Regions from separate parts of the Mus musculus genome. Here regions 2, 3 and 4 are each linked to region 1. Evidence: chromatin loops called from intact Hi-C (ENCODE). Cell type or tissue: left cerebral cortex. All regions are shown on one strand. Region 1 holds the start of Xkr4 (X-linked Kx blood group related 4). Region 2 has its middle 18 kb from the start of Gm26206. Region 3 overlaps Xkr4 (X-linked Kx blood group related 4). Region 4 overlaps Xkr4 (X-linked Kx blood group related 4).

Region 1 (8,000 bases):
TCCATTAGACCCACTGACCCAGTGGATACTGTCTCATTGTAGTATTTTTCTCCACGTTTTCCTACTTCTCACTTTCTCAGCATCATTTCCTGAAGAGAAGAAGCATTATTTTCAATTGGTAAACTGTTTAGATTCAAAAGTCTAATAAATGTTACAATTAAAATGACTTCTTCAGTACACTGAGTTTAACACCACGTGCTTTTCAGAAAATGTCAATCTGTAGGAGGCACACACAGGTGTTTAGTGACAATAACTAATAAGCACTTATATTGCTGATTTACAGATAATTAAAAGGAAGTGATTTCAGAATATTTTATAGTTTTCACAAGTTACCAAATAGGTTGATAAGTTTTTGGTACCACACTGCTAGATTAAAACTACTAATCCTGTATATTGTAGCCACTAAATAACTTCAGTACTTAAATAACCCTTCTAGTTCTTCCTCATAATTAAAGAATACCCAACTTGGACCTTCCAATACTTTTCTGTAGGAAATTGAGACGCCACAGTTAAACTGATGTTTTAGAAAGTCTCCCAGGGTCTGAAATATATATGTTTCCACATCAATTTGTCTAACAGTACACCATGCCTCTTTACCAGAAAGTATCTTCTCTAAATACGTTCTAAGGCAGGAGGTCTAGGGCCATGCTCACCCTGCTTTACAGCTCTTGGTTCTAGGAAGAGCAATGGGATGACTACAGTTACTCTCCTCAGACAAGGACGCTGACTTCTGCCAGAAAGAGAAGTGTGTGAATCTATGTTACAAATGCTCTGAGCTGTTTCTTCATGGGATACTTCATCATGCCAATGGGTTAGAATGTCTTTCATCATTAAAACAAACAAACAAACAAATAAACAAACAAAAAGCATACAGGTGAAAGTACAGAGTACATGCCAGTATCAGCCCACTTGGTAGGAAGTTTCCACACATTACACTACATAGTTACTAAATTGCTTTAAAGCCAAGGAGTCTCTAGGGTAACAGCCTCTATATTTTTCTAAACATATATGTTTAATGTGTTAAACATTGTGTTCCAAAGCTTCTAAACACAGAGAAGTCAAAAGAACAGATTTCTGAGCATATTGTCCCACCACATTCCTACATCTGTGCAGTAATGCCTGAGTGATGGCTCCACCCTGCCCAACAAGTTAAGTCTTGCACTTCAGTGTATAAGCAAAGTGACAACTATGTAAAGAGACTTGGTGGATCAAGTGAGAAGCAGTAAATCAGCCAATGAAAATGCACAATTAAAGTTTGCCCAATGTGCTTGCTACCCCTTTTCTAAAGGTTCCCAGTTACATGTGAAAGTCAAACTAGGGATGCTGCCAGGTAATCAGAGGAGCACTATATAAGTCAGAGTCTGAGCACTTATGCACACACACTCACACACAACATAAATGATAAATGTTCACTCATTTTACATATATATGTCTGTATATATATATGTATACATATACGTCAAATATTTATTAACACTACTTTAAGCTCAGTATTTCTTTAGCTGTTATCATCCAAATATGGACATCTTTGAGCAGTAACAAGTCCTATTTAACTAGAATTGTAATCCTATCCAAACCCAGCACAAAGGAAACCATCAAAAGTACAACACACCAAGAATTCTACATAATATAAATGACTTTTTAGTAAGTGTGAGAGGAATCCTCTGCTAGTGAAATATTAAGTCTACAATCGGGGGAGAACTTGTAGCATACATAGAAAAACTAGTCTATGAGAAGATGGGAAACGTGACAGACTACAAACACGTTCCTGCGTGCCCTTCCTTGGTTTCTTTTTCCTCACCTAACATGAGTTAGGTAAGGAGCAGTTTAGAAAAGAAAACCACAAGAGTGACTTGGCTTACTAGTCATTAGGAAAGATTTCATGCAAAAGTAGAACAGTGGACATGGTGGGCAGGCATGTAGGAACAGTAGTAGTCTCTCTCAACCCCCACCCTGATACAGTACCTCCAGATTTGCCCAAGCTGCAAGATGTGGATGAGTGACTGCAGGAGCCAGATGCAAAAGGAGCAGGACGCAGACCTGTGTTTGCCGCTGGTCCGGGTGGCCCCGTTGCTGTTGCTGCCGCTGTTGGTGGCGGCGATGTTGCTCTTGCTGGCGTTGGATGCTTGCCTCTGCGGCGTGGAAGGACGAACCTCGCCTTCCCCGGCTGCAGACCCACTGCTGACCACCGTCTTGCAATCTGCTCCAGGCTGCTGGCAGCTGGAGGTGGTGGTCGTGGAGCTGTCCTCGGTGCTGAAATCATGCACAAACCAGCGGAAGCTGAACACTTGCACAGAAAGGGAGCCCAGCACCACGAAGAAGAGGGTGAGCCCAAACCACCAGCGCTGGCCACGCAGGTAGTAGTCCACCGCGAGCCAGATGTCCGTTCCCACATCCGCGAAGTACACGGCCACGGCGGCCAGGATCCAGAGGCAGTCCCACAGCGAGTAACGCCGCTGCTCCCTGCCCAGGCGCAGGCACAGCGCCGCAGAGCCCGCCCCGCTGCCCCGGCCGCCGCCGCCCGAGCCGCCCGAGCCCGCCGAGCCGCCGCTCCCCGCGCAGCAGCAGCAGCAGCGCGAGCAGCCACCGCCGTCCGGGCAGCAGCCGCCTCCGGCCGCCTCCGTGTCCTCGGCTCCGGACCCCGACGGCAAGCCTGGAGCCAGTCCTTGCACAGAGCCCGAATTGTCCGAGTTCTGCAGCGGGGTGAACGCCACGTCGCTGCTCTTCTTCATCTTCAGCCTCCCGTCTGACTTAGCGGCCATGATGCCTCGGCAGCGGAGGAGAGCACTCCTTTATCTGACACCTGTCCCTGCTGTCTCCTCCTCCCGCCACCTCCTCGCCTCGCCCTGGCTTCCTTCCCCGGCCGCGCCGCTCCCCAGCTCCTACTCCAGCGCCCGCTCGCCCGCCGCCGCCCGCGGGGCTGGGCGCTGGGCCCGGCTAGCCGCACGCTCGGGACCCGCAGGAGCGCCGCCTGGCTGCCTGCGCCGAGCCCAGCTGCTCGCGCCGGCCCGCGCGCGCCCCTGACAGCCGCCCGCGCTCCGCGCCGGCCCGGCCCCGCGGCTGCAGCACGAGCCGCCGCCGCCGCCAGCAGCAGGAGCAGCAGCGGCCGCCGCGGAGCTCCTCGGACCTGCACATTCCTCTCCTCCCCTCGCGCGCGCTCCCTCCTCCCGCAGCCTCTCCTCCACCAGCTGACTCCGAGGGAGAGGATGACCTCATCCCTTCCCTTCCAGCTGCCGCCGCTCCCACCCCGGCTGGGGAGGGGCGAGAAGGAGGGCCCGGAGGAGGGGCTGGGATTGAGGGGAGCGGCGGGTGGGGGTGCCTGGCTGGCCAGTGCTGGACGCGGAGGGCAACAGCACGGCAATCGGAGGCCCAGTCCAGGCTCGTGGGATAGCGAAGAGCGTTGAGTGGATTTCCTCGAAGCTGGGGGGATGGGATGGGCAGAGCGCGCCGCGTGTTAGAGCCTTGGTGTTGGGTCACTGCCGAGGGTAGGGGGCCACGGACACAAGCGGGCGTGGCAGCAGCGAAGGCTGCGGAAGAAATGGTCTCTTTGTATTGTACCGGGCGCGCTCGGCACCTGGCTGGGTGTGGTATGGTGCTAGGTGTGTTGCTGGCGAGGGTGAACACGCTTTAACTAGGAAGCTAGGGCTCCTATACTGGCGGCGGTGGTGGGCGTGCCATGCTTTGGAGATCCTGGGTGGCACAGTACTTGCAGAGCTAGAACACCTAAAGCAAAGCTGGCAGCAGAGGGCGAGCCCTCGGGATAAGGCGAGAGCAGCCCCAGGGATGCTGTCCTGCCAAACCCCAGCCTAGAGAAATGCAAAGGCCCTATCTCAGGAGGTGGGTGCATGAAGCCCTGTCCCCCTGCGAGTTTAACGAGCCTGAGGCAGCAGCACTAGGCAGACACCATGGTGGGGCTACTCCTAACCGCAGGTGGGAAACGCTGCACCTCTGGCGGCGGCAACCTAGAGCGCGGCGGTGGGAGGAGGGACATGGCTAGTAACCAGGGAAAAGAGAACTAGCTCGGCCCTTGGCCCCGCGCAGGGAGTGGCAGATCCCAAAGCTAATGCCACTTCTCTTATTCCAAAACTGCAATTACCTTCCCTTAAACCTATAAACGTACAGACTTACTGTAGGGTCTCATAACTTCAGAAATGACTCGAATTTAATCTATTCTCGAAGAGAATGTAATAAAATATGTTGCAGTTTAAAAAACAAACAAACAAACAAAAACAACCAACCAAAAAAAAAAAAAAAAAAAAAAAAAACACCACCACCACCAAAAAAAACCCTTTAAATCCCAACAAAATATGGGATATCTTTTTCCTTTTTAAGTTAAGAAAACCCGTGCTTTAGTTTGCCTTACCTAGTTAGCTTTTCAAATGTAAGGGACAAAGAGGGTGATCCTTAAACTGCAATGTGACTCACACACTTTGAGTTCAGAGTAAGCTGGTGATACTGCAGGGAACAGTTCCAGCCAGCTTCCTTCCTTCCTTCCTTCCTTCCTTCCTTCCTTCCTTCCTTCCTTCCTTCCTTCCTTCCTCTCTCTCTCTCTCTCTCTCTCTCTCTCTCTCTCTCTCTCTCTCTCTCTTTCTTTCTTTTGATTTTTGGTTTTTAGAGACAGGGTTTCTCTCTTGTAGTTCTGGCTGTCCTGAAACTCACTCTGTAGACCAGGCTGGCCTCGAACTCAGAAATCTGCCTGCCTGTGCCTCCCAAGTGCTGGGATCAAAGGCGTGCGCCACCACTGCTCGGCCAGTCAGCCTCTTAAGGGATCTGTAGATACAGGTTAATATTCCCTGTTTCCTGGCCTCTCCCGAGGGTAGTGCCGGGTGAGTTTTCATTCCTGTATAGTGACATTCTCTGAATATCAAAACCCTCACTGACAGACCACCTTATGCTACAGCACTCCACTGTTTTAGCACCTACCTGACCAAGGTGAGATTAGTCTCACCCAGTGGATACACCAACAATTGTCCTCAAAGACTAGTGCCCAGGGGTTCTGCTACTTGGTCTTTACCTGACACCCTGGTATGTGGCCATGGGCCCATAAGTGGTTATATGTATGTGCTAAACCAATTTTTATAGTAAAAGATGGGTAGTAAGGATGAGAGGCAACCCAAGCCACTTAACTTCAGGCATTTTAAAATTCATCTTCAACACTGGGCCATTTTGACTAGGAAGTTCCCTTTGGAAAATACCCTGGTTCTTTTTCTCCAGAATTCATATCCATCTCTAGTGTACTGTGTCTGATGGTGCTTTGTGCCAAATCCACTAGGGAGATTTCTTAGGTAACTAGGTCCTCAGAGATTGAGTGTATTCTAGGTCAAGTGCAATGTCTTAAATTGTACCAGACTCAGAAAGCCCTGTAGAGTAGTTGAGAAGTTTGGTATCAGCAGACTGACACTTTCTGTAAAACTGAGAGGGTTGATCCTCTGCCCCCAACACAGCACTTGCAAAGACTATTTGCTCAATAAGTATTAGTGAAATGAATGCATGAATTTCTAAAGAGAACATTCCATGACATGAAGAATGCTACATTCTATGCTGACAAATGTTCCCATGGAAACATAGGAATTATGAGAAATTTCTGGTAGATTCTAAAAAAAGATAACCAGTAATGGTTTGCTTACTAGTATATTTATTCAAAAACTACTTAGAGTCTCTTTCAAGTTATACTGGTACATCTCTGAAAAGAACCGACTACACATACCTAGAAGAAGTAGTATAGAGAGACCATAGCAAAATATATTCATATGCAGGCTCTGCTAATTACTGGCCTCATGATCCTGCCAAATTATTTAATAAACAAGATTAATATGAGGATTAGGTAAGATCATATATATAGCCAGGCTTTGTGTGCAATACTGCTCTCAATAGTCTCTAATCCCATTGATCTAGTAACCACATCTCAGAATTAGTTATTAATTCCACTTACTTCACCATAATCACCACACCTGTCAAAAAAGACAGACATAATGGATAAGAGATCAAAGTTTAAACTCAGAGGGGTTTTTTTTTTTTTTTTTGGTCACTATACTTAACCTCCCTGCCTTTAATGCTCATTCTGTCTAAATTAGAGATTCTAGTCTCTGGAATTCAGTAATGTCAGAACCACGTTTTCCAAAATACAAGGAAACAGTCCCATGTCATACCCAGCACACTAATCATATTATTTTTGCTACCTCCCCTCCCCCATTTCTTCTACCCTTCATTACTTTAGGCCTAATTAACCCTTTTGTGTAGACTTTCAAACACAGTGACCACACCCCTTACCTCAGAATCAACTGTTCAAAACAGATTCCTGGTCTATCAGAAATGTAATCTCATCATAAGTGACCTTATCCTAGAGATTAATTCATATTGATATAACCCAACATTATCATTACTCTGTAGCTTTATAATCTCAGCTTTAAGCATCCTGTTTTGATTAGTCCCTTTCTATGGTCAGCTCATTCCAGAAACTACACTTGAATTTAGACTTTTCCTCAATTTGTTTGCTTTAACCCTTTCTAATTACCATGCTTACCCATACTTAACACTGCTCAAATGTATCTTAGTCTCTTACATGCATCATGATTGAGAAAACATCCCCCCCCCCCAACACAGACACACACACACACACACACACACACACACACACACACACTGGTTAAAGCTTGCTTGCCACTTCCTTCCAGTCTGAGCCTTTGCAGTTGGCATTTATGCACAGCTACTGGCTGAGGCATGGGTATGCCTAACTACATCTTTTTTAGACCCTTGACTGTCAAACCAAAGTGGAACCTGAGGCTACTCAGCAAGCCCACCCCCATCTTTTTAACCTGTTCAGATTGTATCTACTAAAATTATTTGTTTGTTAGTTGGTTGGTTTTTCTCTTAAACTCTAGACATATTCTTTCCTTGCCCTCATTTCACTGAGAAAAAATTGAAACATCATCAGAACAGAGCTCACACATTTCACTATTTTATGTCACCTGCAGGCATCTATAGCCACTTCTTCTGATCCCCGTTTTCTTTCTAGCCATCTTTGCAGTTTTTGAAGACTTTTTACAGAAAAATATTCCTGGACTTCCTTTCTTTTATTCTTTATCACCCATCCTTTCTTGCACACACTCAGAAAGCAATAGCTATTCCCCAGGGACTGCCTTACCAAGTTACAGGTGGTCTGTGTCCAGTTCCTGAATCCCCTTATGAGGCTTGGTAAATTTGACATAGGATACCATTCTTTTCTTGATGAATTCCCTTCTACACTATCTACCCACCCTTTTCTCCCCTCTGTTTCAAGGACTTTTTTCTTTTTCCTAATTCTATTTCTCTGCTAATTCTCCTTCCTTTCCATTATAGACCAGTCCCTGTACTTTTCTTCATATACTCTTATTTTCTTAACAATTTGATGATAGCACAGTGAAAATGACCCTATATGATGGTGACTCCGGTACAACTGTAAGCTCTATGCGCTGTTTGAACATGATGCTATAGTCATTCTTTTTGGCGACTTTATTGAGTTCTTATATCTATCACCCTTCTCCCCTCCAGTCCCTTCCAACCCCCATCCCGCAACACTTGGTTAGAAGGGAAGGGCACCATGGATCTCTTTAGACTATTTCTTACTGATTAGAGGTGTCAAATTCTTTTGGGCAAGTCTAATCTTTGTCTTCAAGAAATTTCCAGCCAACAACTGAAGTTACAGCAAAAGCATTCAGCAACCAGGAAAAACAGCAGCAGGGACCAGTCACAGCAGGGGGAGCAAAAACCTCTGTAACCTCTCAGGGCTATGACATTTTTATACTCTCTCAAGAGTCCCCAGAATTCCAAATGTAAACTATCTTCAGCAGACAAAATCATGCCCCTGACATACCATGTGAAAAAAATCATTGTCATCTGCTGTGGGAAATCTGAAACAGCCCCATGTCCCACACCTGGGGTTAAAATAAAAAACATATTCACCTACCATAACGGCGTTTTCAAAGAGACCAAAATTCTCACTACATGGCTTTTTCTTTGCT
Region 2 (8,000 bases), 550 kb before region 1:
GATAAATAATTAAATGTGGCACATATATGTGTGTATGCGTGCATAATAGAATTCTATTCAGCTGTACAAAAAATGAAATTATAAAAATGTCTGGAGAATAGATAGAACTGGAAAATATTAAAGGAGGTAACCCAGGGTCAGAATAATAAATAATAAATGCCTTGTGTTATTTTGTATATGTGCAGCTTGGCTGCTAACTTTTATATGTGCACACCTATGAGGCACTGAATATATATATATATATATATATATATATATATATATATATATATATATATATATATATAGTCTTGGAAACTAGAAAGGGACCATTTGAGTGGATATGGAACTAGTGGTTGGTACAGTGATCATCAGAGAATAGGTGGTATGTGAATGTGAATCATTTATTTATATCTCTAATGGTCTAGGGATTACAAAAAGGCTAATCACACATTTAGCATCTGATTTGCAGTGATTTTATTGTGATGAACTTATTAATAAGCAAAATTTCATATCCAGATATAGCCAGAAATGAGCAAATACTTTTCACTTACAAAGAACTTCTACAGTAGATGTGGGTGTTGTCTTCACAGTATACTCTGTGGCTCAAATTTTCCCATGTAGCTCGCCTGTGACCTACTCTTCACAGAGCCAGTCTTCTACGGCTTATTCTCCAATTGTCAGTCCTTTGTATCAAGAATACCTTTTAACACTGACATTAACTTTCCTCAAGTCGCAAAGGTCAAAAGTCCAAAGGGCAGAATGGAAATTAAGCAAAACTTGTCTGTGGGAATAAAACTCATGTAGCCACTGCACAGCTGTGAGCATTCTCCATCACCTATCGTTGCCTGAAGTCCTAAGTGTAACCTTAGGACTGCTGCTTACTCCCCATATTTTGGAGACAGGAAACTTGATACCCCAGAGACTCAGAAGTAGTAAGGTTCTGGGTGTTCTTGAACCCTACTGCAATACTGTTATTTTTTTCTACTCTGGGGTAATGGACTGGAAAATGTAATTTCCTTTATGTCTTTATGTATGTTTCCCCTTATGAACACTTAAAAATTCAGTCAAATCACTTCTCTTACAGGAGGAGGCTTCCAAATTTTAAGTCCCTTGATTTTGGAGTGCTGCTGCACTCTCAAGAGTTCCTCTAATCCTTTTACTAAGGTATATTGTATTACTTTCCTCCTTTTCAAAATAGATAGTCTGATTTCTCTGACACCCAGAGTTTATTTTTATGCAAAGTGAAAGCCAGAGAACAATTTTATACTACCTGCCTTCCAGGCCATCATGCTTGTGTCCCAGTGCTGTAAAACGATACCTTTCCCCTCCACTGGGGTGTGTCAATGTGGGGGATGACGTCCAAGATCTGTCTATTCCTCCATCAGTACTGTTTGCTATCTACCATTTTGTAACATATTTAAGTCCTCAGAAGGACTCTTCTCCTGTCACTGATCTTGGACTTTAGAACATTGTTTCTTGCTATTTTTATACACCTAACTCCACGGTTCTGTTCTAAAACTTGACTTTATAGAAATGGCCTATATGTGTATATGTTGAACAAACAAATAAAACAAAATCCTTTGGGATTTTGGACAAAGGGATTTAGATGCTGCTGTAATTACAATCTTCTGTAAGTGAAAAAGACACTATGAATCTCATTATCTGGTACAGAGCTGGGGAAATTGACCAGGAAGGACAAATGTAAAAGACAGTGCCCACTGAGGTCTATGTTCTCTCAGGTGCATTGAAATGCTCTAGTGAGGTGGTGTTAGGTGGGGACACTGATGTGAGGGATATAAGAGGACATAGACGATTATTATTCATGACTCTGAAAGCATGCCTTCACTAGCCATCTTTTCTGCTAGTATACTGGCCTTGGACTTCACAGGCTCTAAAACTGGGAAGTTGAAACATTTGTTTCAAATACCTCGCCTGGGGTGGAAGTGATTGCTCAGCATTTAAGAGCAGTTACTATTCTTTTAGAGGACCTAGGTTTAGTTCCCAAAACTCATATGACATCTCACAACCATTCATAATTTCAATTCCAGAGGATCCAACACCCTCTTCTGATGTCCATGGGTACCAGACATGTAGATGGGATACATTCATACATGCAGACAAACACTCATACACATAAACTAAAATAATGCAAATAAATTTAAAGATACCCAAACCATGGAATTTTTGCTTCAGCAATCAGAGGGAAGATCAGGGAGATCTACAGCTAGTCCTGTGTGACTTTCCTCATGGAAGTATGAACAAATGTTCATTTACGGCACCAAAGTTATGATTCTACTCAAAGCTAGCTTGGTGAAGTAATGATTTTTTGGAGGTACTTATGAAAGCGTGGTTGAAGGGTCACTTATAGGAAAAGGGGTTTGTAGGGCTTATGTTCTCATGCTAATTATGTTGCCCCAAAACCTGTTTAAGTTGTCTCCCACTTAGGCTAAAGGAAGCCTGTCCCCAGTTGACTCTGATTGGGAAATAAAGTTGCCAGCAGCCAATAGTTGGGCAGAGAGACAGAGGTGGGACATTTAGTAATCCCAGGTAAGAAATGAAGAAGAAAAGAAAGGGTCTGCATCGAGAGGGCCATAGGACGAGCCTGAGGGAGAGACAGCTGAAATGTACATACATGCAGGGGGGAAAGCAGCCCCATCGGGAGTGCTGCTCAGAAAGAACAAGGGCAGTAAGATAAAAATACAGATTTAGTAAGTGTTGACTCAGGACGGCTGGAGGGGAGTGTGTGCTAGCCATGGAGAAGTTTGGAAGTGCCTGATCATTGACCTAGTTAAGACATACTAAAATATAAATGTTGTATGTGAGTGTCTTTCATTCATGAGTCCAGAGCTCTTGGGCATGTGCAGAGCTGCATGAGCACTTGCCAAGAAAATAGAGCTTACCTTTAAATGTTTACCACTACCTGGGTTACTTAAGGAGCAGATGAATTGGAAAGCCCAACCCTGAATGGATGACAAGTCACATTTGCTATATCCCTGAAGGACTCTGGGATCACCTTGCAGACAGCTTTATTTAAGAATTCTCCCCTCTTCAGCCATTGATTGTTGCTTTTATAGACACGAGGGGAGGACATTGACCCACTTCCTTTTCTCAGTCGAATTTCTTTTATCTGCCACAGGATGCATCACAATTTGTAGAGTCTGTAACAGTAGACTTTTTGGTTTTGAAACGAGTGTGGGAGACTTCTATCCTTTCTAATCATTCTCTATGAAATTTTTCACTGAAGATCTACACTGAAGAAGAGGGAAATATATGGACCTGAAGATTCTGTCATTTTCTATTTCACCTAAAACTTACATGGAAAACTAGCAAGGATTAAAGCATTACAATGGAACTTTATAATATCTGCTGCTTTGCCTGCCTTTTTGCATCCCTCCTGCCATCTCTGTACACTCACCCACTTCCTTCTGTTGTCTAGAAACAGGATTTTGCTCAGAAGTCCTGGTTGGGCTGGAGCTCACAGTGTCCCAGCCTAGCCTTGAACTTTCACTGACTCTGCACTTTCTTTGTCTACAGAGTTGGGACTACAGATGGGATTTATCATGCTCAGCTGAGAATATGTTTTGTTTATGCAAAGAGTAAGCACTGTTCATATAGTCATAGGTACTCTTTATGTCTCTTCTTTGCCTTTTCCTTTTTTTCCCCATTGATAAAATATCTTTTCCCATCTGGAGAGAGCTTAATCTTGGCTTTATATCCTTTAGCAGCAGTAACACTTTTGGAAGCGAAGGGAGGAGAATGAGATGTCCCTGGAGAAATTGTTTTCTTAGCCAGTGGCTGCCAGTTTTAGAGAAAACTATGTTTGTCTCCACAGTGACGGAGCAGGAGTGTGCAAGAAAACCCTCTGAGGGTTTGCTTGGATAACAAACATTATGCATCATGGGTCCCAAGTGCATACTTACTTAATGCCAAAAATTTGAAAAATATTTCCAGACAAGTAAGAAGAGGCAGATAGCTTATAAATTAAAATGAATGAATATTAACTGTGGGTGAAATTCAGAGCCTGGGTTTATTTTCCAAGGGCTATATTTGAATAAAAATATCTCTGCTATCTCATGTTTAGTACTAGTGATATGTATCTGTGTTAATTACTTTCCATTTATGTGAAAGACAGTTTGAAATGTGCTAAAATGTGAAACAAATGCATGCAGATTTCCTTCATTTGGGCCAAAATTTTATGTCCTATTTTCCAAAAATATATTTCTTCCAGGAAGAAGCCAAGCTATGTGGCCAGATATGATAAGAGTCTGAATTGCACGCAGCTATTTATAAAGTACTCTGTGTCTGCCATCTGCTCTCCACATTCATCTCTTCTGTGTCCCTCTTTCCTAAGATGCTAGCTGTGACTCGGGAGTGAATGTCACATCTTCCTCCCTGTTTTTATTCTTGTTTCAGCTTAGATCCCTTTCGAGTATCTGAGATCACTTGAGGATTGTCTAATGAAGTTGCAGGCACCCACTTCCTAAGTTTATATTTGCTCTTTAGGTTTTAATTTTTGTTCTTCCATTGGATCAGCAACATATATCTGAAAATATTTTTCTTGCTTCCACTCTGGCCTGAAGGACAACACTCCTGAAGGCTACCAGAGGCCTCTCCAGGAGCTAGGACACCACCAGGACACCTTTTCCATACAACTTACCAGTGCAGGCTTATTGCCTAGTGCTGGGCTTGTCTCTGTTCCCTACAGCAGTTTATTCAACTAAATCTAAATCTAGTGCTAAGGTATTGAATTTTAGAACAACATGATTTTTGTTGTTGTTGTTATTACAAAAAGCAATTGCCTTATTCTATTTGGATGTGTAAAGTAAGATTAATGGCAAATGGTTTTCATAACGGTACATAAAAATAGAATTAGTTAATAGATTTTTACCAATGTTTGTGATGAATTCAGGACATGGAAAAGGGAAGCAAAAGAACTAATAAAAGACTTACAAAAAGACAAAATCAATAACAGTCCTTCTTTTCTAAATATTGGGTTTTATTAGCACCATGATAACTGTATATTAATTTGCACTGACTGTCATAACAAAATACCAGAGAAATGGACTCTTAAACAAATAGAAACCTTTAAGTCTCAGAATTATAAGTGCAGAGGCAAGGAGACCACAAATTTAAAGCTAGCTTAGACTTTATAACAAAAGCCCACTCACAAGACAAGACCAGGATCCTGGAGAGATAGTTCAGGAAGCACAGACTCTTGCTATGGGCTTATAAGTCTCCATGTCTGCATCTCCAGGGAAAAGCTGAGAGTCAGCATGAATCCAGAGATAGAAAAAGTGGCAGGACTTTCTGGCTGCCAGCCCAGAATCAAGTTGAATGAGAGAAACTTCCTCAAAGGAATAAGGCAGAGAATGATGTTCCGGCTTCCATGTGTTCCTGGGCCTGTAGTCTCTCAAACACATCTGTTGTGTCCGGCCAGCAGATCACAACATGGGTTCTAGCCTGGAAAGGCATTTTGGAAACCTGGAAGAGAAGAGGGGCTAGGTGGGGAGATAAAGAAATGTAGCTAAGACAGTCATTCTGATCAAAGCTCAATTTTACTGTTCCTCACGCAATTATAGAGCAGGGGAAGGGGGCCCAATTCCCACCAATTCGTCTTGGGGTCCAATAGCAGGGTGACCACGTGCACGGCTCCGAACAGCAAAGCGGCAGGTTCCAGCTGTGGGCATGGCCGAACGATTGAGCGGGAAGCTCCACCCCTGAGCAAGCAGGTTTCAGGCTGGGGGAGGGGCAACTACACACATCCATACATGTACCATATACATATGTACATGCACACACACGCATGAACAACCACATACAGCCACATAGCCACATGCAGTCACATACAGCCACATAGCCACATACAACCACACAACCACATAGCTACACAGACACAAACACAGGAACAGACAGACAGATACACACATAGATACACACACACACACATTCAGAGAGAGAGAGAGAGAGAGAGAGAGAGAGAGAGCCACATGGCCACATACAACCACACTGCCACACAGTTACACAAACACAAACACAGGGTCAGACAGACAGACAAACACATACACACATATGTTCATACACAGATGAAGAAAAATAAAACTAAATACACAAAAATCCTCAATAATAAATCCAGAAATTTCATTTTTGATGTATTTGTTTTTTTTGATATTATAATTATATCATTTCCCCTTATATATCTTCTCTCCAAATCCTCTTATGTACCCTCTTTTGTTCTATTTGATAACCATGGCCTCCATATATATAAAATTAACTACACAAATATAACCTCCTTAGTCTGTACAATGTTACTTGCATTCCCATGTTTTCAGGGCTAAACATTTGGTATTGGGCAACTATTTGATGTTCTCTTTCTTGAGAAAGACTACTTATACTCTAAGTATTCCTTTGTTGCCTGTATTTCTTTGTCATAGGTTGAGGCATCCTTAGTTTTCCCCTGTCAGTGTTAGCAATGTCCATTTGCATCATTTCTGTTCAGGGAAATGTTTAGAAAGCCATATTGGTAAGACATTGTGAGTGTAGTTTCTCACAGCTTTAAATCAAACTCCCTGGTCCTCTGGCCCCTACAATTTTTCTGCTCTCTCTTACACAATGAAGTCTGTGCTTTAGGTTGAGGAATTGTTTTATAGATGTATTAATTGGAACTGAGCTTTACAATATTGCATTTTGATTGGTTGTGACTTTCTGCAGTGGTCTCTATCTGTTGCAAAGAGAACTTTCCTTGGTGTAAGGTAAGGACTACACTTACCTCTTGGTGTAAGACAAATATTTAGGATATAGTTAGGGAGTATGATGGTTCCATGGAGTGGTGGAGTTCTCCTCCATGATCCATCATTTCACTAGCCTTGATTTTGACTAGGTTTCCAGTACAAGGCATAATTCCCCTCTCATTGGTTAAGGTCTAAGTCCAATTATGGACCTGTGGAAACTACCAGTGTGTGCATCCTACTATTATTACTCTTAGGGTTATTGTTCCATGCTGGTTGATGTGTTTTATGGGTGTCATAGCTGGGTAGAAATAAATTTCTTGGAAATGAATGAAAATGAAAACACAACACAACAAAACATACAAGACATACTAAAGTAGTTCTATAGGAAAATTTAGAGGTCTATGTGCTTCCCTTCAAAGAACAAAAACATCACAAATAAATGAGTTAATGATACAACTAAAATAATTGGTGGGGACTTGAGCTAGCTAGCCCAGAGGATGTGAGCATGGCAGAGCTGATCCCACCCATTTCATGCTGTAGCACTCCGGAAAGCAGGCCCTGTACATCCGCCGGGCAGCACAGTAGAGCTGGCCCTGGTGGTGAAAGTGGAGGAGGGTCAGCTCTGTGGGCATGGGAGCAGGACAGCCTGCCCTGCCCCTTGCTGGCTACAGCATTGGATAAGATGGCCAGAGCAGTGTTGCAGAGCCCAACCTAGTGGTATGAGTGCTGGAGAGTTGGCAGGCTGACTACCTCAGCTGCCACACAGGTCTAGATGCAAGACTTTGAGTTAGTCCATACCATCATCTACCTCATTAATGAGCTGCTTGAGTGCATGGAGTCCTACTAATGCAAAGCTGCAGGATCTCTACAACACAGGGCTACAACAAGATATCCAAAAGAGGTGTTCCAGTGAGTAGCCTGACCAATGGGTGGATACTTTATTCCTCCTTAGAATAGGGAACAAAATAACCATGGAAGGAGTTACAGAGACAAAGTTTGGAACTAAGATGAAAGGATGGATTATCCAGAGACTGGACCATGTGGGGATCCATCCCATAATCAGACAACAAACCCAGAAACTATTGCACAATGCCAGAAAGATTTTGCTGAAGGGACCCTGTTATAGTTGTCTCATATGAGGCTATGCCAGTGCCTGGCAAATACAGAAGTGGATACTCACAGTCATCTATAAGATGGAACACAGGGCCCCCAAAATAGAAGCTAGAGAAGGTACCCAAGGAGCTGAAGAGGTCTGCTACCCTATAGGTGGAACAACAATATGAACTAACC
Region 3 (8,000 bases), 220 kb before region 1:
TTATTCTTAAAAATATTTGTTGCAGTGAAAGTCAAAATTTGGGCTGGAGAGATGGCTCAGACGTTAAGAGCATTGATTGCTGCTCCAGAGGTCCTGAGTTCAATTCTCAACAACCACATGGTGGCTCATAATCATTTGTAATGAGATCTAATGCCCTCTTCTGGTGTGTCTAAAGACAGCAATGGTGTACTCATATAGAATAAATTAATAAATCTTAAAAAAAGAAAGTGAAAACTCAAATCAATTCATCCCATTTGATTGGTTCTATTCTTTTTAAAACCATATCTTACAGACCCTTTGAAATGCTGAGGAATGAGTTTTTCTAGTTGTAGTACAGTTCAGTGTCTCTATGTTTAAGTTTGAATCCACACCTAAAAGATGGAGATGCTAAATAGCCAGGCATAATATTAATCTCTCAAGAAACACTTCTTTAATGAATGCAGACTACTACTCTTTCCAAACCACAGGGATTTTATCTTCCTACATGTACAGCTCTCTAGTAAATGTGCACATAGCTCTTATTCTTCCCTGTTTAGAAGTAAGTAACTATGCCTTACTGTGAACATGGTCCTGGCTTGTCTAATGCTTGAACCCATCATTTTCCCCCATGGGCACTCAATCCCTCTAGTCTACTAATTAGTTTCTGGTTCTATACTGTAGTATAGAAGTAATCTATAATACATATCCACTTACAATTCATATACAATTCTTGTTTTTATTTTTGTCATACCTACAATTAATTTATATTTCAACACGTTGAGACCTGAGGAGTTAACAGGAATTGTATTTGTATTGAGGAGAGGGTTGTAAAACATCATACCCTCATAACTGGACTAGATTGTGTTTTTCATGAAAGTGGTTTGATGGGCTCTTGGGTTTGGTTGACTGGAAACAAAGATTACTGAGTTCCTTAATACATTTATTTGTCATGTATTACTAGCATTAGTAATATGATTGCATAGTTTTATGTTTGATGATAATCATTTTTACACAATATTTAAAATGCATATGCTGATGACCATTGTGATGCACAACATCCAGTCTGGATAAATAGAGTCTAAAAATTGGAGTTGTTAAATGACATACCCAAAACAAAAAGTTAATTAACATTTTTCGCCACCAAACCATATAGATGTACATTGCTTAGTTGTGGATACACTTTCAGAAAGATTCACCATTAACTGACTTGATGGTACATGACACAGAGTACATTTTTATGAGCTAAAATGGCTATGATGTCACCAGAGATAAAACTTTATGAGACAACATCCTTCTTGAGAGCCATTAGTGATCAGGTCATTTTTAAGAGGCCTTTCAGGCTAATTTGAAAGAGATGAAAGATTCTCTCTCTCTGATGCTGCTCCAATGTTTTATAGCATCTTTAGATTCTTTAGAACAACATTTCTAGAAATCCTCACTCCAGGCAGATCAGGTCTGAGCCTGCTTAGGTCAGTGTTGTTGGTGTGGAGCATTACTGTCCAATATTCCTTCTTTATGAGTGAAATGCCTTTAGTCTAGGCTGTCCAATAAGGTGGCCAGGCTCTGTATATCCACCTACAAATTCAACATGTGGCACTGTGGGAGTGGAGTTTTATTGATAATTAAAACTTAAATTTGAAAACTATAGGTAAAGATCTGGGTCTAGACCTTCTCAGTGGGTGTCTATCTTTATTAGCTGATCAGAATTTGGCTGCCTCTTCATGTTCTACTTTGTCCGATCTTTTTCACTAGCTTTATAAAAATGCAAATAAAGTATTTAAAATTTTAATAATCTTATTCAAGTATTTAATAATCTCACTTTTATTATCTCTGACATTATAAGCTTACTCCTTGTCTTTCTTAATAAAGCATTGATGAGAAGATGAGAGACAGTATTTTAGACCTCACCACATCACCAGTATAAGAGTGATCTTAACCTCAAGGTGTCAATCTTTTCTTACATTTGTTTTCTTTTTCTACACAAACATTGAACTTCAGGAAATCTTCTTTACCTAGTAGTCCTCAAGTGGGTGTGGGGGTCAATAACCTCATTGGATGGGAGATCACTCTCCTGCCTTGACTTTTGTCTTGTAGGTTCTTGGGAGAAAATACCTCATTACCCCACATTGGTGATGTCCCATGGAAGATAGAGTGGCACCTCTCCCCTATCCAGAAATATCAACATGCTGTCACTCTACCACGTCTCCTTTCAGTGGTACATTTGGTCATTTGTTCATAAATATCCTTTTCATTCTCCAAACTTTCACTATCTAAACATTTTCATCACCATTGCATTAATTAATTTTATATGGCTATAACAGGATACCCAAGACTGAGTAACTTATAAAGAATAGACAAAAACCCAAGGATTGACTCGACTTTATAGCAACCTTCTTACCTAAGAGAATCTTAGTGAAGGTAGAATCAAGCCTACTCTTTCACAATTTCTACTTCCTTTTGACACAATCCAAAGTGGATTACATTTTATCATGAACTGTGAAGGAAGCAAACATCCAAAACATGGTTCCACTGGATTTATTTACTCTTGAAATTCATATCACTCCACTTTAGCTTTCTATCCTAAAACTATCATTCACAAAAGCCCACTCAAGAACTTCGGATGCTGCACACATCCTGTTTTCTGACTCATATCTGCTATAGGCAACAGTCTCATTTTCACTCAAACACAGCTCCTGCTACTGTTGTTTGACTCAGGAGTGTTTCCCAGCACTCATTTTTTTTCAGGCCTGTCTCTTCTCTTTTCTATGCAGCATAGAGTCCACTATCCATCATTTTAAGTTGCTCATTTACTAATGGTTTCAACTCTCTTACTTTGTTGATCTCTGTCACTCACCTGACTGACCTTAAGCCAAAAGCATTTGATCGATATTGCTCTCCTCCTACTTTAAGAGCTATAGTGTGCAGCTGACAAAGTCACCAGATCAACTGATATTGGCCACAAACCTGTGGTTCTTTAAATTCTTGGGACGTTAAAGCTACTACTACAGAGTGCTGTTGGTCTCTATTAATCTCTCTCATCTCTTCTCCAGAAAGTTGTCCCTGTCCTGTAGGAACTCCTCTAGCCCAGTTTTCTAGTCACCATGAGTTCATGATGACTGAATCTGTCCCACTGGTCCAAATCTCTCAACAAAGGCACCCTGATTTTCCCCACATAACACTTCAAACACATGTCTGGTTTGGATGAGAAACAACCCCCTAGAAGCTCATGTATTTGTATATTTGGTCTCCAGTTGGTGGCACTGTTTGGAGAGGATAAAAAACTTTTAAAATATGGATCCTTCATGCAGGAGGTATGTCGCTAGGGGTGGGCTCTGAAAATTTATAGACTTACCCCACTTCCAGCTTGTTCTTTCTGCTTCTTACATGTACAGCTGAGATATAATCTCTCAGCTTCCTGTTCTTGTTGCCCTGTCAGATGCCTTCCCTGATAGATTCTTATTCCCCATGAATCTTAAGACAAAATACTTTTATCTTTACATTTCTTTTAGTTACTGTCTTTTATCACAGTAACAACAAAATAGCAGATACAATGACCAAAACAGTTTCCAGCCTCTTTTGCTAGCACAGTGTTTCCTCTGTATTTCCAGCCTTGGTGGATTATGAATCTGACCTTTTGCACACTGGGCTATTCCAGTAGTCACAATGACCATCTTTATTCATAACTTGATTCCCCTTATATCTCTCCCTGTACATTTCATCTTTCCATCTGGAGTCATTAAAGTTCAGTCCACATTTGTTTATTGTGTACTCCTGTATTTTTTGCTATAGTCTTACTCATTTCTAGGCACAGAACTGTCTTTAAGATATTTGTTTCTCTGAAACAAAAATGATCATATCCTTAACTGACATTCCTTAGTGATTACTTCTTAATAATTGACACTTTGAGGATCAAGTTCACATTCTAACATCTTTGACCTCTGGAGGAGCTCTATGGTCTCCTTCCTTTGCCCTTTACATCCCCAAATAATAATCATGACACACTCATTCCCATCATCTTCTCATTTGTGACAAGGCTATTTTTCCTCTTTGTCTTGTGCTATTCATGCTGCCAGGAATATCTTTATATTCTATTTTTTCCCAGTGGGTACTTATTAGCACCTACTTATTAAAATTAGCAGAGCCAGACAAAACTGTTTTGAGAATCATTCTGTAAAATCACTGGCTGGTGCGTTCCAAAATATCAGGAATGAAAAACAGGAAGATAAACTATTCTAGATTGAAGAAATGTAAGGACTAAATGTAGTAGTAAATACAGGCTGGACACCATCATAAACAAGAGAAGATGCTGTAAGAGTTGCGTGATTGAAGAACCTGGAATATAGTGCAGACCACACTGGATTTGTATCAGTGTTAATTTCTTGTATGACTGTCACATTAGAGAACAACACATTTTCTGAGAGTACCCGTCAAGTATTTAAGTATTTAAGGATTAAGGTACATGACATCTCAAATCATGTTACGGCAAAAATAAATTTTATGTACATGAATGATTATGTGTGTACCTATAGTTGTATAATGCTAAATATGTTTATACAATGTTATTATATACATGAAGGTATATACATAAATATAAAGAGAGACTTGAGATTAGGACCAAAATGAGAGAGGAAGAGAGTAATAACTAGGATAATATGTTAATTTTGTTGAATTGTCGGAAAAATACATAGGAGATCCATATACTTAACCTAGTGACATTTCTGTGAGTTTGAAGTTCTTTTTATAAAAATAAAGAGAAGTTCTAGGATACTTTGATTCCAGCTTTGTAATATTGGTTAAGCAGATGTGAAGGATTCTGTTCTCAACATAATTTTTAGCATTTAAGAGTTACAACTAAAAGGTGTTATAGGATTTTTATAATACAAATATTTTATTTAAATATTCTGAATAATGAGCTTCTGTCAGTATGTTCAACTCTGGGAGGAAATATTATGGTGGGCCTCAACATTTGCATCAAGTGCCCAAGGTTCTATTCCTAGCATCATCAGCAAAAGCACAGTAAAGAATAATTTTGAATAAGTCACAAGATAGACTTAAGAAATTCTGGATTTGCAGATAACTGTTTATTCTTAGAAGTGGCTTTTTCTGTCTTCCCCTCAATGCTTTGCTTCCACCCCCACTGCCCTCACTGTAGTGCACACAGGAATGAGTCATGGGTGCACACTTATGAGTATCAAACCCTGCTTTAAGGATGAAGCAAGTTGTAATGTGTGGAAATGATTAAATATTTCTGTTTCTTGAAAAGAGTTATTTTACATTTTCTCTTCTATTAAAATATATTTGGTTTTTAAAAGTTTCTAGATAAAATTCAGAAAATTATGCTGTAAATATGAATATAAAGAAAAGAAAGCTTGTGTGTTTCTGTTTTCCTCAGAGGTCTGGAAGAAGATGTCTGAGGAAACAATCATGCAGACACAGTACTCTCGAGAAATGCCTTAGGTTGCTTGATTAGCTATATGTCTAGGGAGACTGATTTTGAATATTTTTTCAAGAGAAAGAACTGTCCACAAAATTTTATAGTTTGAAAAATTATGACAATTCTTCTGTCTTTATTTTCCTCAGTTTTACAGTAAAATGGCAAACCTCATCTTTTTCCTATAATGGCATTATTTTGCAATTCACAATTATGTTACATAATTCTCTATGATAAATCTCAAATTCCTGAATGCAGAATTCTCTATGGCAACAGTACATTATTATAGGGTTTTTGAGGGCAAGGGTTCTCCTGTTCCAATCTCTGTTATGTATTAGACATATACTGAGTTTTAACAAATGCATTTTGTGGTTATAGCACCATGGAAATCTATCTTGCCTTAAGCAAACATTTTATTCTTCCTGAAAGTTGAATGTGAATGTTAGTGCAATATTGGACTTGTGTTTAAATTGTAGTCCTATATTGCTCATTCACTAGATCATATGTTCTCTCTTTGAATTCACAGATATTCCCAAGCACCCAGTGACTCTTTCTTTTGTCGCCTTGATTGGGATATTGCAGCAGTCTTGTCTCTAATCTGTGACAATTCCAAACTCCAATCCAGGAAATCAAGAGCTCTTTGAAACACTGATCTATAATGTCCTTTAATACCGAAGATGCTTCACAGGGCATTTTCTGTTGCTTACTTTACAGATGAAGAAATTGATGGCCTAGACAGTGAAGACCTGTTCAGGGTCATACAATTGAAAGTCTAAGAATCAATAATCCAGAACTCTTTTTTTTTTTTCTTAATTTTTCGAGACAGGGTTTCTCTGTGTTCCCCTGGCTGTTCTAGAACTCACTCTGTAGACCAGGGTGGCCTCGAATACAGAAATGCGCTTGTGTCTGCATCCCAAGTGCTGGGATTAAAGGCATGTGCCACCATGTCCAGCTTCTTCCTTTTTTAATCTATCTATCTATCTATCTATCTATCTATCTATCTATCTATCTATCTATCTATCTTAAACTCCAAATTTTATTCCCCTCCTGGTCTACACTCCAACTGTTCCACATTCCATATCTCCTCCCTACCCCGTGTCTGCACAAAGATGTCCCCATCCTTTTTATCAGGCTCTTCTCTATTTCCATCCCTGCAGTTCTTTCAGACAGGAACAATTATGGGTCAGAGTTTTGACTGTGGGATGGAAACCCATCCCTCACTTGATGCCCTGACTTTCTGCAGGAGGTAGGCTTTCTACAGATTGGGGGAAAGAAACTTCACCAACCCCACATCTGATATAGGGCTAATATCCAAAATATATAAAGAACTCAAGAAGCTAACCATCAAAAAAATCAAACAACCCAATCAAAAAAAATGAGGTATAGAAGTAAACCAAGAATTTACAATGAAGGAATCTCGAATGGCTGAGAAGCACTTAAAAAAAAGTTCAAAGTCCTTAGTGAACAGAGAAATGCAAATCAAATAAGCCCTAAGATTCCACCTTATACCAATCAGAATGGCTAAGATAAAAAACCTAAGGTGACAGCACTTGTTGGTGAAGATGTGGAGAAAAAGGAACACTCCTTTGCTGGTGGGATTGCAAACTGATACAACCACTCTGGAAATCAATCTGGAGGTTCCTCAGATCTATCTGAAGACCCAGAAATAGCACTCTTGCGAATATACCCAAATAATGCCCCACCATGCCACAGGAGCACATGTTCCACTATGGTCATAGCCACCATGTTAGTGTTAGACAGAAGCTGGAAACAACCCAGATGTCACATAATAGAAGAATGGACACAGAAAATGGGGTTCATTTACACAATGGAACACTACCCAGACATTAGGAATGAGGACATCCTGAGTTTTGCAGGCAAATGGATGGAACTAGAAAATATCATCCTGAGTAACATAATTCAGACCCAGAAGGACATGCATGGTATGTACTCACTAATAAGTGGATAATAGCAAAAGAAAAAGATTACAAAATGCCCAAGATATAGTCTACAGAACTCAAAAAGTTTAACAAACTGAAAGACACAAGTGAGGATGCCTCAATCCCACTAGGGTGGGAGAAGAAAGCAATCACAAGGTGGAAGGGAGGGACCAGGGAGGAAAAGTGGACTGGACAGGGTGGGGGTGGGGACGGGACGGGACATGATGAGGTATTGGGCAATGGGAGGAAGGACCGAAGCCCTGAAGGGTAGCAGAAAGAATGGAAACAGGCAAACAGGTGAGAGTTTGGGGGGAACCTCCAGAATATACCAAAGACCTGGGAGGTGAGAGACTCTCAGGAATCAAAAGGAGGAAGCTTAGACAAATCCAGAATTCTTAACTGCTATTCATTTTTTCTTTCTTTTTTTGTATAATTGTGTTTTTTTTCTTTTAAAACATTTTTAACATTTAATACGTTTGTGTGTGTGTGTGTGTGTGTGTGTGTGTGTGTGTGTGTGTGTGTGAGTGTGTGCGCGTGTGTGCGTGCGCCAACGTGCATGTACATATGAGATGCAGGTGTCCATGGAGCCCAGAGAGGTCGGATTCCTTTGGAGCTGGAGTTATAGGAAATTCTAAGTCACCTGACATGTG
Region 4 (8,000 bases), 270 kb before region 1:
CCAAAATAGCAAATGTCAGCATCAGCCAAATAAAACAGCCTCTCTGGAGGTCTAGGATGAGGCAAGTTGAAAAAGGCATCTCTAATAATGTCAGGAAGATTTGCAGAATAACTCTTTACTAGCTGTATTCAGAATTTGCAAACTATTTACATTTTTTTAAGTATTTCACCATGGAAATAACAGCTAACAGGAAGACAAAGCAAGTGTCTACTTCTGACTCTTATTTGAACTGTCCCTTTGTTCTGGTGTCTAATCCTCTGAGTCTCGGCTTTTGTTTGGGAAAGGTGGATAAGAATCTATATTGCCCACATGCTAGAAAGAAGGCTGTATGAAATGAATACAGAGCTTTACAAAGATATGGTTCAATAGAAATGTTCTTTGCTGGGCCTCCACTTAGCCCAGCATCTTTTTAAGCATTCACAAAATAAACCATAGTTAAAAATAAAGATACTCTCTCATTGATACCAAATTACTTTTCTTTGCCTTGGCAACAAAACATATAAGATTTCTAAGTTGAGAGAGCCACAAAGGAAGATAATTTGCAATCAATAATAAGATGGGATAATGTAAGAGCTAAGATCTGAAATACACCATATTCAGAGAAATTTAACTTTTCATTTACTCACAGAGCCATCGCTTCAGCCCTAAATTTAATATTTCTTAGGTAGATATGGAATTGCTTTAACGGTAAATATTATTAATACTAAATTCACCAAAAATGGAGATGGACAGAATATTAGTAATGATTGTGGCTTGAAGTAAATGACATTTTATTTACTCTGAAGTGTAGGCTTAGAGATGGCATAATTTGACTGTTTTATCAAACGTACATATTTAGTTGAGTGTCTACAATGTGAATAGGTAGTACGCTCAGTGGTGGGACTAACAAAGGTATACTGTGAGGTCAACAGCAGTAGAGAACTGGATTTTTTTTTTTTGGTGATATAGTTTCATTTCTCTGTTTACATGAGCTTAAATATGCTTCATGTCCTACAGTGAATCACTTAGTAGTTTTATGGAAATATCAAAAATAGTAGATGAATGAAATAAAATAAAGCAAGAATTCAAATATCTTCCATGTTTATGTTGTTTTGTGGGTTTGTGGAGATATCACAGAACACACATTTGATTTCATGAAGGGATTTTTCTTTCAATATTTAGAATAATTTCTTGATGATTTTGATTATTATGAGGCTAGTTTGTACTATGTGCATGGTATCACAGATATTTTGCTAATTTCTGTCATTATTGAGGCCCCACTCATGGGAGATGGAGTAACAGAAGTCAACATCACTTGCAGTTGAGGTTTTGATGACATCAGGCCTTTGACTCTGCTTTCCAAGATTCCAAGATGATGGATTTAGTGCCAAGCATCCTTCTCTTCCATTTAAAAGTGTGCCAGACTTGATCATCCTGCAGGGATGCTTCAGCATATTCTGAGAGAAATGATGTTGCCAGAGTCCCTCATTTAGGCCCTCATCAAAGCATACAGGGCATTAAAGCAATAGCAAGGGCGGAGTTCTTCCACATACACACATTTTCTCATTAAGCTGTTACTTGAACAGCAAAAAGATGCCTGGATAATGTCATCTAGTCAGATTAGGCTTGGGGTTAGTATCTTAAGGTATTTGGCCCAGTAATGAGTGACCATAGTGCCCACAGTCCTTGAGGAAGTGGTGGATTTTGGGAGCACAGGAGAGGATGAGAAAATTGCCCCACTTTTCAGTTTGATGCTCAGTTTTAGGTTTCTTTCAGTATGGAGAGGGAGAGAAAGATGGAGAGGGACAGGGACATGGATGGGGACAGAGAGAGAGGCATTCTGTCTTGAAATGCAGGAAGCAGGCAGCAGGCAGAGGCAGCAGGTAGCAGGGTATACTACTCTTGGGAAGAGGCTAAAAAGCTGGCAGGGGCAAAGAAAATGTAGCCTGATCCTGTGTTCTTCCTCTGGTCTGAGAGACTAACTAAGGACCAGCCATCAGCACAAGTCTCATCTCCAAAAAGGGTTATATGAGGACTGACTGATTGAATGCTAAAAGACTGTGCTTCTGGACTTCCGTGGTTGAGGAAGTAATAGCAAGAATTGACAATTGGGATTGCATGAGTTAAACATCATCTGTATATCAAATGAAACACTGAGGAGAGCAAGGAGACAGAGTACAAAATGGGAGAATATTTTCTGCTGCCAGTGTATCTGATATCGAGAATACATAAAGAACTTAAAAAAATCAGCAGTTAACTCAGCCAACAAATGGCAAAAATGGGATTTAAAAGGACAGTTCTCTAAGGAAGAATCACCAATTTTCAATAATAGTATAGGAGAAATGTTGAGCTTCTTTTGTAATCAGGGACATATACATCAAAATCACACTGAGATTCTGACACACCACAATCAGAAGAGTAACCATGGAGAAAATAAGCAAACAAGTGCTGGTGACTATGAGGATAGCTTGCACACTATTGGTGCAAACATTCTTCAGTGAAGCTACTATGCTTCACTGGGGTGCATTGTGAGAAGTTTTGTCACTTGTAGGAAATAGTGAACAGCACATAAAGTGAAACGAGCCAGACTCAAAAACATAACTACATCATCTTTTCATATTCAGGATTTATAATTTAACAATACTTGAAAACAGAAGAGACAAAGAGAAGGATACCAGGCTGGGTAGGGGGAGGAGAAGGCAGCGGAGGATAACAGGGAGTGAATGAAATAGAAGTTCTGATGTATGTTTATAGTGAACCTCATTACTACAAACAATGAGGATGCTAAAAGAACAGAAACAGTAAACAAAGAAGAGGACATGGATGATCTGTGGTGGAAAGTAAGAAGTAATGTTTCTGTGAAGCATTTCCAAGAGGTTTGGTGATGAACATGCCATACAACTGTAATTCTTTGTTTGGTAATAGGGGTGAGGATGTACAATGCAAAACCTGAATTTATTCAAGGCACATTTGATGAACATGAAGCAAGATGCCTCATGAATACATTACATTGTGTGCTTCCATTTAGAGGATGTGAAAAGTCCATCTACAGAGATGGAATGTTGGTCACAGACATTTCCTCTGACTCCGTGGTTGTAAGCCCTCTTGATGACTTTATATTATTACCCTTTTGAAGAAATCTCTGCCTGTGTGTCTGTTCAACAAACAGTAAGGGTATCTATGACAGTTATCTGGAACATGAGGCTAAATCACAGTGCTGGTTGACCTGTGATAAATACTTAGATGATAACTGTCACGGGTTCTGTTTGGTCTGGTTTTGCATGGTTAAAAGATCATTGGTCCAATACAATTAGCTCAGCATTGTTTATTTGACGTGACATGTCTACATAGCTGGGCAGTTTTTAAGCCATAAGGGCGACTGGAGACTCGAGCGGTGGCATGTCTTTCTTTCACAGGTGAAAAAACAGGTGTCATCCAAGCTTAGTGATGCTCACGCTGCCAGCGGCTTCGTCCTGCTGAGACATGACTCATTGCCTGGAGTCTATTTATTGCCATATTCAACTTCCCCTCCTTCCCTTTGTAAGTCAGTTTTATTGTGATGAGTAGAGATAGAGTCTATATGGAACTCTTAAAAAAAATAATAAAATAAAACAAAACACATTGCCCTTCAACTTAAAGAATTGAGCATTACCAACGTCTGTGAGGCCTTCCCTCCCCATGTCTCAGCCCCAGGGGCAAGTCTACCTTCCTGAATTTCATATTAATCATTCCCTTGTTTTGTCTACAGCAAGCCACTTCTCTTGATTTTCAATATCTCTTTTATTGTGAGAGCAAAATGCACAGATGTTCCCTGAAGCACAATGGATATTTTATAGCTCTAATATAAGATAAGAATTCTCAAGTCATAAAAACAGCCAATTAGGCTTTCAGATCAATCTTCCACTTGATCTGCACATTTTACCCACCAAGTGTCTCCAGCTCCAAGATGATGCCACAGATCTTGACCGTTAATGCTTGCTTTCTGGCTTGTCCACGTTGCTTCATAATGTAAATTTGTAAAAATACTGAACTCCTCTGGGAAATCCCCCCCTCATTTATTGCATTATTTTGTATCCCACATTTTAACATACTGTTGTTTCAAAGCTAGAGCACACTAACAACAAAAATCCTTTGCAAGCATTAACACTGCTCAGAGGGACAAACAAAAACACTTGTACTCCAGCACGGTCGGTTTTAATTTCTATTCCCTAGTGAAGACAAAAAAATCTGATTGGTACCATGGCAACATGTTGCCTCAAGCCCTGAATAGGTATTACTCCACACAATCTCGCTCACAAATTCTCTTTGTAAGTGTTAAGAGAGGTGTGATCTGCTCCTGGAACTCAATAAATTTAAAAAGGCTGCAGAAAATCTAATTAGCATTTGCAGAAGTGCAGTTCTGGGCTTGGCACTATCGGATTACTGCTTAACTTGCCCGCTGCACTTCCCTCCCACCCCCTCCTAGGTCCAAAAAGTATACTAATTACATGGAGCTATTTCAGCCCTAGTGGAAGGGGGTGGGGCGGCACTAGGGCAGCAGCCCGGGGCAAAGACACAACCATCTACAGTTAAGGTTTACTTTTTCTTATCTTTCTTTATTTAGGTTCTTGAGGAGGTTCCCACCCCACTCCTGCCCCCATCTTCCTCTTCTCTTTGAGGAAACAGCAGTGACACATCCCTGATCCTTGGGTTACTTTGATGGTGCAACCTTGGCTATGAGGGGGAAACTTTGGCTTATGAGAAACCTGTGTCTGGGATCTAGATCTAGCCAAACATGTGTCATGGTGATACAGGGCATTTGCCCCTCACTTTGCTGCAATAACTCTTCCAAGATGCCTGCCCTGTAACATACACCTTGCCATCCCACCACTCCAGGGAGGAAACACACACAAAGACGGAGGAGAGCAAAGGTTCCCAACAAGGTCTTTTGACCCTGAACTGGCTCTTCATGACAAGATGAGGAGGGAACATGAAATTATCTTTCATTCTCTAGGGTGCCGTGTTGGTGGGGGTCAAGTGTCATCATCTTCCTATATTACAAATTTCATGGTTTCTGTTTTATGCTACAGAATTAGTAGTGTGTACCTGGAATCCCAGGTACGTCTGAGCTTCTGAGCAGGGGATGGGGATGACGAAGTGGAAGGAAAATACTCACTCTACAGCATTGGTTCTCTGCATTCAGGTTGTGTATTCACTCAATATGTCTAACACAATGAAGCCATGTTTCAACCATCTCAAAACTACGGAAATGATTTTAACACGCACAATAAATATACCAACTAGGCAGTGAGAAGCTAGTGTCCATGTCTAATTAGTAGAGGTAATATGTTAAACTTTTAAGAAAAAAAGGTACAATTTTTCTGTTCTAATAGCTGTATATTCTTTCAAAAAGTATCGAGGCTGAGCTATTTCATGCTAAAATATACCTCAGCATACAAGTGGCATTTTCTTGGATGTTTTTGAGGTTTTTAAACCCTGTGGAATAATTTGGGTTAAAAAGTCAAGATCACAACAAAATACAGTGCTTGGCTCTGCAAAGCATGGGTGACCTAAGGCCAGATACAAAGCTCTGTGGAAGGCCAGTTAATATTTATCTCAATTAATCAAAAGGAATTCAAATTTTTCTGCATGCGTTTAACAGAGAACTAAAATGTGAATTAAGAAATGGGTTCCTTAATGAGTTTAGAAACACACCGAGGGCTCTTTTCTTCTCCATTTGATGCTAGAAAGAAGGGAAAATGACCCAGGTGAAACGAACTCCTTCCAGACATTAGCATGTTTAAATTCTCTGTAGCCAGTAAGACAGTGTTATTTTTTTCTCCATTATAAGTGGTGCAGAATTTTGGAGCTCAGTCCCAATGGGTTCCACATCTACAAAAAAATTCCTGTACCCTAAGACTCTTGCCCAAAAAGCCAAAAAGCTGTAACGGTTAGTGGATCAGGAAGCTTGCTGTGAGATTATGTCTCCTAGTAACATTAGAAGCTACATCCATAGTCTGACTAACATAATTTTCCAAATATGAGCTGAACAAGAGGACACCAAATGATGTACCAAACTGGATAGGGAAAAGCCCATGAGGCCTCAACTCCACACACACACACAAACACACACACACACACACACACACACACACACACACACACACACACAAACAAACAAACAAAAAGAGTAAAGCTGGAAACAGGAGAGGTGGTATGACCAAAGTTTTGGTCAGTGCCAAATGGTCAGCCCTGAGAACATACGCTGTAAGATTGAGAATCGACAAATGGGACCTCATAAAATTGCAAAGCTTCTGTAAGGCAAAAGACACCATCAATAAGACAAAAAAGCCACCAATGGATTGGGAAAGGATCTTTACCTATCCTAAATCAGATAGGGGAATAATATCCAATATGTATAACGAACTCAAGAAGGTGGACTCCAGAAAAATCAAATAACTCCATTAAAAAATTGGGCTCAGAGCTAAACAAAGAATTGTCACCTGAGGATTACCGAATGGTTGAGATGCACCTGAAAAAATGTTCAGCATCCTTAATCATCAGGGAAATGCAAATCAAAACAACCCTGAGATTCCACATCGTACCAGTCAGAATTGCTAAGATCAAAAATTCAGGTGACAGCAGAGGCTGTCGAGGATGTGGAGAAAGAGGAACACTCCTCCATTGTTGGTGGGATTGCACGCTTGTACAACCACTCTGGAAATCAGTCTGGCGGTTCCTCAAAAAAATTGGACATAGTACTACCGGAGGATCCTGCAATACCTGGGCATATATCCAGAAGATGTTCCAACCGGTAAGAAGGACACATGCTCCACTATGTTCATAGCAGCCTTATTTATAATAGCCAGAAGCTGGAAAGAACCCAGATGTCCCTCAACAGAGGAATGGATACAGAAAATGTGGTACATTTAAACAATGGAGTACTACTCAGCTATTTAAAAGAATGAATTTATGAAATTCCTAGGCAAATGGATGGACCTGGAGGGCATCATCCTGGGTGAGGTAACACAATCACAAAGGAACTCAAATGATGTTTACTTACTGATAAGTGGATATTAGCCCAGAAACTTAGAATACCCAAGATATAAGATGCAATTTGCAAAACACATGAAACTCAAAAAGAACGAAGACCTAAGTGTGGCTACTTTGCCCCTTCTTAGAATTGGGAATAAAACACCCATGAAAGGAGTTACAGAGACAAAATTTGGTGAAAAGACGAAAGAATAGACCATCTAGACACTGCCATACCTGGGGATCCATCCCATAATCAGCCACCAAATGCTGACACCATTGAATACACTAGCAAGATTTTGCTGAAAGGACCCAGATATAGCTGTCCCTTGTGAGACTGTGCCACGGCCTAGCAAACACAGAAGTGGATGCTCACAGTCAGCTATTGGATGGATCACAGGGCCCCCAATGGAGGAGCTAGAGAAAATAACCAAGGAGCTAAAGGGATCTCCAACCCTATAGGTTGAACAACAATATGAACTAACCAGTACCCCCCGGAGCTCGTGTCTCTAGCTGCATATGTATCAAAAGATAGCCTAGTTGGCCATCAGTGGAAAGAGAGGCCCATTGGTAGTGCCAACTTTATATGCCTCAATACAGGGGAACGCCAGGGCCCAGAAGTGGGTTGGGGAGGGTGTGGGGAACTTTTGGGATAGCATTGGAAATTTAAATGAAATTAATACCTAATTTAAAAAAGAAACATTTTACATACAGAAGAGGTTGTATTTAGGAATATGTATGTATGTGTGTGTTTATATATATATATATATATTCATGCAATAATAATTAATGAAAAAGGAGGACATGTATTTAAAGGAGAACAAGGAAGAGGAATAGAGGAGAGTCTGGATGGTGAAAGGGGATAGAAGAAATATTTTTTCATATTATAATCTCAAAAATATTTCTAAAATGTTGGAAAATAAACATTATAAAATTTCCATCTTAATTATTATAGGTGTACAGGTCAACAGGAATGAGTTCATCCATATTTTATGCAACCACCACCACCT

Evidence for each region. Peaks named below come from ENCODE experiments on the same cell type or tissue, not always from the same donor. Only the 100,000 strongest peaks of a DNase experiment are listed, where the experiment ranks them.
Region 2: it touches region 1 in a loop (8-fold over the local background); 3 of 42 quality-filtered maps call a loop at or near these places.
Region 3: it touches region 1 in a loop (2.6-fold over the local background); 2 of 42 quality-filtered maps call a loop at or near these places.
Region 4: a loop joins it to region 1, with 3 times the contacts of the local background. A loop is called at or near these places in 2 of 42 quality-filtered maps.

The regions. Positions count from the first base shown.
Region 1 is chr1:3,668,587-3,676,586 of GRCm38, forward strand. It overlaps Xkr4 (X-linked Kx blood group related 4), which reads right to left and starts at 2,912. Exons shown (of 3, transcript NM_001011874.1): 1 at 1,966-2,912. The coding sequence starts at 2,762. It also overlaps the pseudogene LOC108167595. In left cerebral cortex, CTCF peaks have their summits at 2,942 and 3,794 (motif pointing right); DNase peaks (open chromatin) are centred at 1,086, 2,136, 2,533, 3,156 and 1 more place; H3K4me3 peaks cover 4,074 bases; H3K27ac peaks cover 2,421 bases.
Region 2 is chr1:3,116,227-3,124,226 of GRCm38, forward strand. No RefSeq gene overlaps it. Among named protein-coding and RNA genes, the nearest start is that of Gm26206, 18 kb to the left of the region's middle. In left cerebral cortex, no CTCF peak of the experiment used is centred here; DNase peaks (open chromatin) are centred at 3,451, 3,748, 4,303 and 5,290; H3K27ac peaks cover 1,390 bases.
Region 3 is chr1:3,452,840-3,460,839 of GRCm38, forward strand. The region is part of intron 1 of Xkr4 (X-linked Kx blood group related 4); the gene reads right to left. Among named protein-coding and RNA genes, the nearest start is that of Xkr4, 210 kb to the right of the region's middle. In left cerebral cortex, a CTCF peak has its summit at 3,271 (motif pointing right); DNase peaks (open chromatin) are centred at 2,641 and 5,104; H3K27ac peaks cover 475 bases.
Region 4 is chr1:3,395,738-3,403,737 of GRCm38, forward strand. All of the region lies in intron 2 of Xkr4 (X-linked Kx blood group related 4), which reads right to left. Among named protein-coding and RNA genes, the nearest start is that of Xkr4, 270 kb to the right of the region's middle. In left cerebral cortex, no CTCF peak of the experiment used is centred here; DNase peaks (open chromatin) are centred at 3,441 and 4,324; H3K27ac peaks cover 420 bases.